Regions from separate parts of the Homo sapiens genome. Here regions 1 and 2 are each linked to region 3. The links are chromatin contacts, found by Hi-C or POLR2A ChIA-PET in ENCODE. All regions are on one chromosome and are shown on one strand. Each heading gives the region's core, a stretch centred on a gene start or an enhancer-like site at or near the end of the contact. The rest is flanking DNA. Distances are from core to core; before and after follow the strand shown. Region 1 overlaps MED14 (mediator complex subunit 14). Region 2 has its middle 75 kb from the start of USP9X. Region 3 has its middle 58 kb from the start of MED14OS.

Region 1 (3,452 bases), core at 589-3,088, 130 kb after region 3:
TTTGTATTTTTTTGTAGAGATGGGGTTTTGCCGTGTTGCCCAGGCTGGTCTCGAACTCCTGGACTCAAGCAATCCACCCACCTCAGCCTTCCAAAGTGCTGGGATTACAAGTGTGAGCCACCGTGCCTAGCCGGTCTTTGGTGTTTCTTATTTTATACCTCCCAGTTATATATGCTTTGCCTATGTTCTTGTGTTTTTTCTTGCCCATTTGTAAGACCTAAGTAAAGACCATTTACTCTCTGACATATACATGGTAAAAGTATTTTTTCAGTTTGTCATTTGGTTACAGAGGGATATAAATAATATGTTGAAGGTATCTGGAGGATGAAATTTATTTATTTTTTATTTTTGAATATCTTCGTAGATACCAATGGAGGGTGAAATTTAAATATCAAATTGTTCAGGAAGTCACTGCTTTCAAAACTTGAGTCTTGGTTCATTTCTTAGTCAACGTAGTCTAAATAAAGAATATGGAAAATTTCCTTCTCCTCATTCTACTTAGAGTAGAATGAAAATATGGTTTGTCAAAGTTGGTTTAAAAATATAATATTTCTGCCTTTAAAGGAACTCTGAGATTGTTTGCTTAATATTTTAATGCATATAGTAGCATACATTGTTACATATTACATACATTGAAGCTTGTGTGAAGGTAAATTTTATCCTCTCTCAAGCTTTATATTTTTCTAATTTTTGTATCATGTTAAAAAGTACCTTACACAAAATAGAGATTCAGGCATGACATGTTAACACACATCAAGCTTCAGTGAAACATCTTATTGGAAGAAAAAATAAAATTATTACTGTGTAAAGATTTGAATGCTGTCAAATAATTTTCAGTTATTAAAATATAGGTTTTGAGAATCATTTGTTTACCTTTTTTATAGGAACTCTTGACCCTAGTTCCCCATACACTATGGTGTCACCAAGTGGACGAGCAGGGAACTGGCCAGGATCTCCTCAAGTGTCTGGCCCCTCACCAGCAGCACGCATGCCTGGAATGTCACCAGCCAACCCCTCACTACATTCTCCGGTTCCAGATGCTTCTCATTCCCCTCGAGCTGGAACAAGTAAGTATCATCAACATTTTTATGTTCTTTTTTAGTATAACCCAAAGTGACCTATCTTGTTGCATCCTCACATTTGAAAGTCATGACCTACTTTTTGAGAGAGGATACTTAAAGGATATTACAAAGGATGCAGATGAAGAGATGCATAAGGGGAGTGCAGTTTCCATGCCCTCTGTGAGCCTTCACATGTTTGCCTATCTGGAAGTTCTCCAAACTCTGTCCTTTTGGGTTTTTATGGAAGTTTCATCACGTAGGCATTATTGATTAAATCACTGGCCACTGGTGATCAACTTTGGGGGTGGGGCTGAAACTACCAACCCTCTAATTGTGCCGTGTCTTTCCTGTGATCAGCCCCCTTCCTGAAGCTACCTAGGGGCTGCCAGCCATCAGCCATCTCATTAGCATACAAAAGGACACTTAACCACTTTGAAGAGTCCAAAAATTTTAGGATTTGTATGCCAGGAGCTAGGACAAAGACCAAATATATATTTCACAATATCACACATAATAACAGAGAAGAGAATTGTACACATTTATTGGTTAGCTTTTGCTACATTTAGTGGCTTAAAACAATATATGATTGTTATATATTGGTTCACAATTCTGCAGGTTGGCAGTTTAGACTAAGCACAGCTGAGTGATTCTTTCAGACTCTGCTGGGCAGCTCACTCATGTGTCTGTAGTCAGCTGCTGGGTTGGTTTGGGACTAGATGGCCTCAGATGGCAAGGTTTCTCTCTGCTTTGTGTGGTTTCACACTTGATCTGAGGTTTGTTCACATGGTGGCTCAACAGGATTTTAAGGCAGGGAGTAGAAGCTGAGGCCTACAACTAGCCCAGTGTCACTTCCACCACATTCTGTTGGTCAGAAGCAAATACTAGGCCAGCCAGGTTTCAGGTGGAGAAATAGAGTCCACCCCTTAAAGGAGTTGCTGCAAAGTCACATTGCAAGGGGCCTGGATATAAGAAGGAGAAAAATAGTGGCCATTTTTGCTAACAGGTTGTTAATATATGATTGTTACACCACAAGGAGTAACTAAAACAGTACAGAATGATTTAGAACATCAAAGATTTATGATGAAAGCAAAACAGGAAGCAATGAGATAGTATGTATTTGTAAATGACATAACATGTTTTCCTTCCCAAAAGGTTCTCAAACAATGCCAACAAACATGCCTCCACCTCGTAAACTACCTCAGCGCTCTTGGGCGGCATCCATACCTACCATCCTCACTCACAGTGCCTTGAACATTTTACTGCTGCCCTCTCCAACTCCAGGCCTTGTGCCCGGCCTGGCAGGTAGTTACCTTTGTTCTCCACTTGAGAGATTCCTTGGATCAGTCATCATGAGACGACATCTTCAAAGAATTATTCAACAAGAAACGGTATGGGTACCTAATGACCTTCTAAGTGGTGATTGTTAAGGGTAAAATGCTAAATTGTCCTGCAGGATAGGATCTGAACTAACGTGACATTCCTTCACCTTCCCTCCTTTAACAAGCTTGTTAGAATTATGATTTTCACCCTAACCTGGCATTAAAAATGGACTCCATTATTTTCTTTTCCATTCTTATGTTAACATATTTCTGCATTATACAGTTTGCTGTGCTGTGGCTTCTATGTTATATGGCTAACATGGACCTGGAGATAGATTTCTGCAGCACACAGGAGCACTGCGCACAGGATCTGGCCTTGCAGAGAATAGCATACCAGTAATTATTTGCCTTCTGGAGTGCCCGTGCGGGGAGGCTGATTTTGACTCTGAGTCTTTATTGAAATAAAATAATTGGCTGGGTGTGGTGGCTTATACCTGTAATCCCAGCACTTTGGAAGGCTGAGGCAGGAGGATCACTGAGCCCAAGAGTTCCAGACCACCCTAGGCAATATAGCAAGACCCTCTCTCTACAAAAAATTTAAAAAATTAGCAGGCATGCACCTGTAGTCCTAGCTACTTGGGAGGTTGAGGCAGGAGGATTGCTTGAGACCAGGAGTTCCAGGTTACAGTGAGCTGTGATCATGCTGCTGCACTCTGTCCTGGGTGATCGAGTGAGACCCTGTCTCTAAAAAAATAAAAAGAGAAAAAAAATTTGAAGAAAATTATTTATGGTTACAAGGACAAAAGCTTCTTTTTAAATATGTGAACAGGACGGGCACGGTGGCTCACGCCTATAATCCCAGCACTTTGAGAGGCTGAGGTGGGCAGATCTCTTGAGGTCAGGAGTTCAAGACCAGCCTGGGCAACATGATGAAACCCCGTCGTCTACTAAAAAATACAAAAATTAGCCAGGCATGGTGGTGCGCACCTATAATCCCAGCTATATGGGAGGTTGAGGCAGGAGAATTGCTTGAACCTGGGAGGCAGAGGTTGCAGTGAGCCAAGATCGCGCC
Region 2 (3,591 bases), core at 621-3,120, 220 kb before region 3:
GGTGGATGATCTAGACACAAGTGAGAGTGAGAAGACTTTTAAAAAGCAGCCAAGGAGAAAGCAATCTGTATTTGCTTGGTGGAAATAAAATTCTACTGCACTGTGAGCCAGGCTTATTAATGCAGAGTAGGGAAAAGAAATTGGCAAAGCCAGCCACCTTTTATTTGATAAAGTGACCAGCCACCTGAGGCAGGCATGTTTTAAAGACACTGGGTGAAAACGCTCACTGCGTGAGGGTGGAAGAGGGAGACAAACAAGTATGATTTTGAAAGAACAATGGCATAGAACATTCACATACATACAGACTGCTAGGAAGAAAACGCTGAATTTCAAAATTCTTCTCCACTGGAAACTGTTCTAAGACCTCCTTTCTCTGTTGCAAAGAGAGGAGGCTACAATAAGGAAGAGAAAGGAAAAGATCTTTGATGTATTTATTTATTAACATTAGAGCCTTGACTATTCACCTCAGCATTAACCAGGTAGATATTGTCCTGTTGGTTTTATAATGTTTAAGAATCCTTGAACATCGGTTTGCTCCTGTTCACGTGTAATTTCACATTTAATTTAATTAATGTATCTATTTTGAGATGGGGTCTCACTGTATCACCCAGGCTGGAGTGCAGCGGTGAGATCATTGCTCACTGCAGCCTCAACCTCCTGGGCTCAAGCGATCTTCTCACCTCAGCCCCCAAAATAGTTGGGACTATCAGCTTGCGCCCCACCCCTGGCTAATTTTTATTCTTTTTGAATTTTAGTAGAGACAAGGTCTCCCTTATGTTGCCCAGGCTCAATTTCGTATTTTATATTTAAAGAACTAGATTTCCTAAATAAGAATCACTCCTTTCTCTTTCAAGAGAAGATAGTTACTTAGAGGGTAGACAGGACTGATTATTTTCTTTGGTATGCCCTAAGGAATTATGTAAAACTTGACAGAAAATTTCCAGACTACAAAAATGGCTTCACTACCAATTCCTTCCCCTCTTCCATCTTTTGAGCTTAGAAAAACAAGATAAAGAAGGTTATGTCTTTTCAGTTATTCCTTTCTCATCTATTTCCCCAGTTTGGTCTACACTGAAAGCATACACGATTCTTCCTCCACTGGTTCATTGAATAATCTTCTTTCCTTAGTTCCCACATATCCAATCTATAAATCAAGCACATGAGATATATAGATTCTAAGTATCAGGTGGAATTCTGCCTTACACTCCAGAACATTTTTTTTTTCTTATGCTGTTTTTCATGTAAAGCAGAATCTGTAAGTATCGTAACAGGATTCAGCCAGGGAAACAGAGCCACTGTGAGTATTCTAGGAATAAAACCGTTCACAGCTGTGGGAAGAGCTGGGGAAGTGAATGTCTGGAAGGAGGAGTCAGAAGATCAGAGAGTCACTAGCCGTTGCCGGAAGCACTGGTGCAGTTGGACAAATCAGAGCTTGCAGGAAAATTCCAGAAGCCAAAGCACATCTAGCCACCGAAGCAGGGCCGCGGAGGGGGAGTTCGTGGAGAGGTTTATGGGAGCTGTGGCCTCTACGTAGCTCCCGCCCCATGTGGGGCGACAGCCAAGCCCCTGGTGGTGGGCCCGAGGCAGCTGTTGGGTAGCAGAGCCAACAGCAGGAAATGTTAGCTGGGAGGGAGCAGAGGAGAGAGCCGGATAAACCGGGAGCTGCAGGGCCTCTCAGGGCCCCTCTGTTTCTGTCCTTCACTGTATCTGACGGGAAACCTGCCAGGGGCAGTGACTGCTGCTCGCCTTCCGCCCTACAATTCTTGCACAAGGTTCTCTTTTGGCCAACTCTAACCCGGAAACACAGCAGGGAGGGGCTTCTAGGAAATGGAGTTCCCAGCCTTAATCGAGTTGCCATAGCACAACTCAGCACCGCATCTCCCAGCGTGATCAATGAAATGACATCACAGGCTCGGTAAAAGCCATTTAAAAATAACTCCTTCATTCTACTGTTCCTCAGCTCAGAAGTCAGGTGCGTGCATAGGTCGCCCTTCGTTAAGATTCTCCACTTACGGAGGTGGTGGACCTGGCAGGGTGTTGTAGGAAGGAGTGGCATGTGCTGAGAAGCTCACAGGATCCTTAGTCCTGGCTGTGACTCACAGGTATTGTGTAGCCTCGGGCAAATCCCTCTCCTCTGTGCCTCTGGTTTGTTCATCTGTAAAATGGGCAGAATTGTACTCAGTTGGCTTTTGCATGGTCCAAATGAGAAAACGGAAGTGAAACCCCCCTGTAAACTGCTAAATGCCAGGATAGTTATAAATTCCTTTTTTTTTTTTTTTTTTTTTTTTTTGCGGGGACGGGGAGGACAGAGTCTCGCTCTGTCGCCCAGGCTGGAGTGCAACGGCACAATCTCGGCTCACTGCAACCTCCGCCTCCCAGGTTTAAGCGATTCTCCTGCCTCAGCCTCCCAAGTAGCTGGGATTACAAGCGCCTGCCACTGTGCCTGGCTAATTTTTGCATTTTTGGTAGAGACGAGGTTTCGCCATGTTGGCCAGGCTGGTCTCAAACTCCTGACCTCAGGTGATCAGCCCGCCTCCGCCTCCCAAAGTGCTGGGATTACAGGTGTTAGCCACCATGCCTGGCCAAATTCCTTTATTTCAAGGAATATTCTTGAGCTTGGCAAAAGTTTGGAGTTTACGTACAAAATACATACTCAAAAGGAATTATGAAGTGAATGAATTCCTGAATAAACATGACTTGGCATCATGGGGAAACAATTTACAGTATTGGTGGGGACATAATTTCAGAGATGGAAGCTGCCAGAAGAGCTTCTTTTCTCCTAAAAGCCCATCCCAGGACCTCACTAGTCCTGATAACCCAGAAGTTTCCCTGCCACTAAAAAGATCTGTTTATTTTCCAGTTAACAAAGAGTGAAGAGGACACTATCATCATCATCATCAACATCATCATCATCATCATTATTATTTGCCTGAAGGCCCAGAGTACACCGTAATGGAGTACTGCTGATGGGAAAGGAATTAGCATTGACCTCTCAGGAGGTTAATTTGGGAGTTTAGCTCATGATCTAGTAATTCTGCTTCTGGAAGTTTATGAGAAGGAAGTGCTCTAATATGTGCGCCTGTGTGATCGCTGGGCTTTAGCATTTTAGGGGTGAGCCAACTGTATCTCAGAGGTGGCCATGTCTTGCATTGAGGAGAGAGAGCACCTGCGAGAACTTCCATGCTATATTCTATTTGGGAAGAACTTGAACCTTGCATAACGTAAACGAAGAGAATTAACAAGAATTTGTGGCACCCCTTCTGTGTCAGTTCTTCTTCCAGATAATAGGAATATAGCAATAAACAAAACAGACCAGGTTCCTGCCCTCATGGGGGAAAGAGGCAATCTAAAAATGAAAAATGGGCCAGGCGCGGTGGCCCACGCCTGTAATCCCAGCACTTTCGGAGGCCAAGGTGGACGGATTACCCAAGGTCAGGAGTTCAAGACCAGCCTGGCCAACATGGCGAAACCCCATCTCTACTAAAAATACAAAAATTAGCTGGGCGTGGTGGCACGTGCCTGTAAGGCCAGCTACTCGGGAGGCTGAGGCAGGAGAATTGCTTGAACCCAGGAGGTGGAGGTTGTAGTGAG
Region 3 (3,608 bases), core at 189-2,688:
AAATATATTTTCCAAGCATTTTGAATTGTTTTCTTCCTCAGAAACACTGATTATTCTTAGGTTTGGGTGTTTAACATAATCTCAGACTTCTTGGAGGCTTTGTTCATATTTTCTTAATCTTTTTTCTTTGTCTTTGTTGGATTGGGTTAATTCAAAGACCTTGTCTTCGAGCTCTGAGTTTCTTTCCTCTACTTGTTCAATTCTATTGCTGAGACTTTCCAGAGCATTTCGCATTTCTAAAAGTGTGTCCAAAGTTTTCTGAATTTTTGATTGTTTTTTCTTTAGGCTATCTATTTCCTTGAATATTTCTCCCTTCACTTCTTGCATCATTTCTTTGGATTTCCTTGCATTGGGCTTCGCCTTTCTCTGGTCCCTCCCTGATTAGCTTAATAACTAGCCTCCTGAATTCTTTTCCAGGTAAATAGGGGATTTCTTCTTGGTTTGGAGCCATTGCTGGTGAACCAGTGTAATTTTTGGGAGGTGTTGACAAGCCTTGTTTTCTTATATTACCAGGGCTGGTTTTCTGGTTCCTTCTCATTTGTGTAGCCTCTGTCAGAGGGAAGGTCTAGGGCTGAAGGCTGTTGTTCAGATTTTTTTGTCCCATGGGGTGTTCCCTTGATATAGTATTCTCCCCCTTTTCTGGGGATGTGGCTTCCTGTGAGCTGAACTCCAGTGATTGTTGTCTCTCTTCTGGGTCTAGCCACCCAGTGAGTCAATCCGGCTCCAGGCTGGTACTGGGGGTTGTCTGCACAGAGTCCTGTGATGTGAACCATCTGTGAGTCTTTCAGCCATGGATACCAGCACCTGTTCTGGTGGAGGTGGTGGAGGGTGCAATGGACTCCATGGGGGTCCTTAGCTTTGTTGGTTTAATGCTCTATTTTTGTGCTGGTTGGCTTCCTGCCAGGAGGTGGTGCTTTCCAGAAAGCATCAACTATAATAGTGTGGAGAGGGACTGGCAGTAGGCACGGCTGTAGAACTCCCAAGATTATATGTCCTTTGCCTTCTGCTACCAGGGTGGGTAGTGAAGGACCATCAGGTGGGAGCAGGGCTAGGCGTGCTCTCCTTGGCGGGTCTTGCTGCGGCTGCCATGGGGGATGGGGGTGAGATTCCCAGGTCACTGAAGTTGTGTTCCTAGGAGGATTATGGCTGCCTCTGCTGAGTCATGCAAGTTGTCAGGGAAGTGGGGGAAAGCCGGCAGTCACAGGCCCCACCCAGCTCCCACACAAACCAAAGAGCTGATCTCACTCCCACTGTGCCCCCTGCAACAGCCCCGAGTCTGTTTTACCCAGACTGGATTCTCTTTACGGACGGGAGTTCTTTTGTAGAACAAAGAACCCATAAAGCAGGGTATGCAACAGCTATATGAACGATATAGTTGAAAGTGCACCTCTCCTAGGGCACAAGTGTTCAACTAACCAAACTAATTGCCCTCAAGAGGGCGCTCAAGTTAAGCAAAGGAAAAACAGCATTTATACTGATTCTTTCTCTCTCTCTCTCTCTCTCTCTCTCTCTCTCTCTCTCTCTCTCTCTCTCTCTCTCTCTTTCTGACGGAGTTTCCTCTTCATTGCACTTCCAGGCTGGAGTGCAATGGCGCAATCTCAGCTCACTGCAACCTCTGCCTCCCAGGTTCAAGCGATTCTCCTGCCTCAGCCTCCCGGGTACCTGGGATTACAGGCATGCGCCACCATGCCCGGCTAATTTTGTATTTTCAGTAGAGACAGGGTTTCTCCATGTTGGTCAGGCTGGTCTTGAACTCCTGACCTCAGGTGATCCGCCTGCCTCGGCCTCCCAAAGTGCTGGGATTACAGGCGTGAATCACCGCGCCTGGCCCATTTATACTGATTCTAAGTATGCTTTCCTAGTCCTCCATGCCCATGCTACTATCTGGAAAGAGAAGAACTTCCTCACAGCTAATTAGTCTCCCATTGAATACCATCAGGAAATTAATAAGACTATTTTCCTTGGTTTTCCTCCCATGGGAGCTGGCAATAATACATTGTAAAGGCCATCAAAGAGTGATGGATGAGATAGCCGAGGGAAATAGGCTGGAGGACAAAGCAGCTAAATCAGCAGCAAGGGGGCCCAGGTCTCTGATCCACTTGAAGCCCTACTGATCTGGGAGGGCCGCATCAGAGAAATAAAACCTCAATACTCTCTTGCAGAAATAGAATGGGCCACCTCTTGGGGATACATCCTGCAGTCCTCAGGATGGCTACAATCGGAGGACAATAAGCTTCATCTACCAGCTGCCAACCAATGGAAAGTACTTAAAAGCCTTCACTAGGCCTTCCACCTAGGTAAGGATAAAACCTATCAACTGGCCCAGAGATTGTTCTCAGGTAAAAATCTAATACAAAGAGTTAAACAAGTTGTTAATGGTGGCAAGATCTGCCTTAAAAACAGTCTCCTTAATCGACAGCGTCTTTGGCCAGGAACTCAAAAGACAAGCGGCTACCTTGGGGAAGACTGGCAAATGGATTTCACCCATATGCCAAAGACAAGGGGCATCCAGTACCTCCTACTATAAATAGATACGTTCACTAACTGGGTAGAAGCATTTCCATGTCAGACAGAGAAAGCCTCTGAGGTGATAAAAGTACTAATCAATGAGATAATTCCCTGCTTTGGACTTCCTAAGTATCTCCAGAGCAATAATGGCCCCTCGTTCAAGGTGGCCGTCACCCAGGGGGTCTCAAAGGCACTTGGTTCTACAGTACTATCTTCATTATGCCTGGAGACCACAATCCCCGGGAAAGGTAGAAAAGACAAATGATATTATCAAAAGGCACCTCAGGAAACCGTCTCAGGAGACTCATCTCCCCTGGACTACCCTTCTCCCCATAGCCCTGCTACATGTCAGAAACACTCCTTCAAAGCTAGGTTTGAGTCCCTTTGAAATGATGTGTGGATAGCCTTTTCTCACCAGTTATCTCTTGCTAGACCAAGAAACCTCTAATTTAACTAAGCACATAACCTCTTTGGTCCATTTCCAACAGGAACTGAAACAATTGTTGGAGGCCCAATCCCGTGAACCAGGGCCACCTCTGTTCAACCCAAGGGACCTAGTGCTAGTAAAAGTGATATCCCTTCCCTTTCTCTCTCTATAGGCCCAGGTTGGGAGGGACCCTACACTGTACTCCTTTCTACTCCTGTGGCAGTGAAGGTCACTGGAATAGACTCTTGGATTCATTATACCCAAGTAAAGACTTGGGAAGCCAACAGAGTCACCTCCGTTGACCCAGAAGAACACCCAAAGTACCAATGTGAAGAGATTGGGGACCTCAAGCTAAAAATCACAAAAGATAAGTGTTAATAATTAGCCTTCCATGGGTATCCTCTTTATAGTCTTGCCTATGCTTGCTGTTCTTACCTTTGTTCTGTTCTATACCACAGAGCACAATAATGTTTTCAGAATAATTCGTATATTTCACTTCTTTCTTTTTTTTTTTTTTTTGAGATGGAGTCTCACTCTGTCACCCAGGCTGGAGTGCAGTGGTGTGATCTTGGCTCACTGCAACCTCCACCTCCAAGGTTCAAGCAATTCTCCTGCCTCAGCGTCCCAAGTAGCTGGGATTACAGGTGTGCGCCGCCACACCCGGCTAATTTTT

Evidence for each region. A loop is a pair of places that touch in the nucleus more often than their neighbours do. ChIA-PET counts read pairs that join two places held with the same protein, here RNA polymerase II (POLR2A). Pooled maps may share reads with other maps.
Region 1: a loop to region 3 is called in a map of IMR-90, with 14 times the contacts of the local background. The contact joins two enhancer-like sites. A Hi-C loop is called at or near these places in 95 of 168 maps with a recorded cell type or tissue (A673, CD14-positive monocyte, CD4-positive, alpha-beta T cell and 56 more), 37 of 37 single-sample maps with no recorded cell type and 50 of 50 pooled maps. POLR2A ChIA-PET finds 5 or more read pairs at or near these places in 3 of 52 experiments (HEK293, activated T-cell and naive thymus-derived CD8-positive, alpha-beta T cell).
Region 2: a pooled map shows a loop between it and region 3 (7-fold over the local background). The contact joins two enhancer-like sites. A Hi-C loop is called at or near these places in 4 of 50 pooled maps. POLR2A ChIA-PET finds 5 or more read pairs at or near these places in 2 of 52 experiments (AG04450 and BJ).

What each region holds. Positions count from the first base shown.
Region 1 is chrX:40,661,922-40,665,373 of GRCh38, reverse strand. It overlaps MED14 (mediator complex subunit 14), which reads left to right. Exons shown (of 31, transcript NM_004229.4): 25 at 885-1,067; 26 at 2,214-2,449. Among named protein-coding and RNA genes, the nearest start is that of CXorf38, 16 kb to the right of the region's middle. Within about 2 kb of position 1,838, at least 3 of the 41 ENCODE cell types and tissues checked have a DNase peak (open chromatin) inside an H3K27ac peak, as active enhancers do.
Region 2 is chrX:41,008,515-41,012,105 of GRCh38, reverse strand. No RefSeq gene overlaps it. Among named protein-coding and RNA genes, the nearest start is that of USP9X, 75 kb to the left of the region's middle. Within about 2 kb of position 1,870, at least 36 of the 41 ENCODE cell types and tissues checked have a DNase peak (open chromatin) inside an H3K27ac peak, as active enhancers do.
Region 3 is chrX:40,792,046-40,795,653 of GRCh38, reverse strand. No RefSeq gene overlaps it. Among named protein-coding and RNA genes, the nearest start is that of MED14OS, 58 kb to the right of the region's middle. Within about 2 kb of position 1,438, at least 7 of the 41 ENCODE cell types and tissues checked have a DNase peak (open chromatin) inside an H3K27ac peak, as active enhancers do.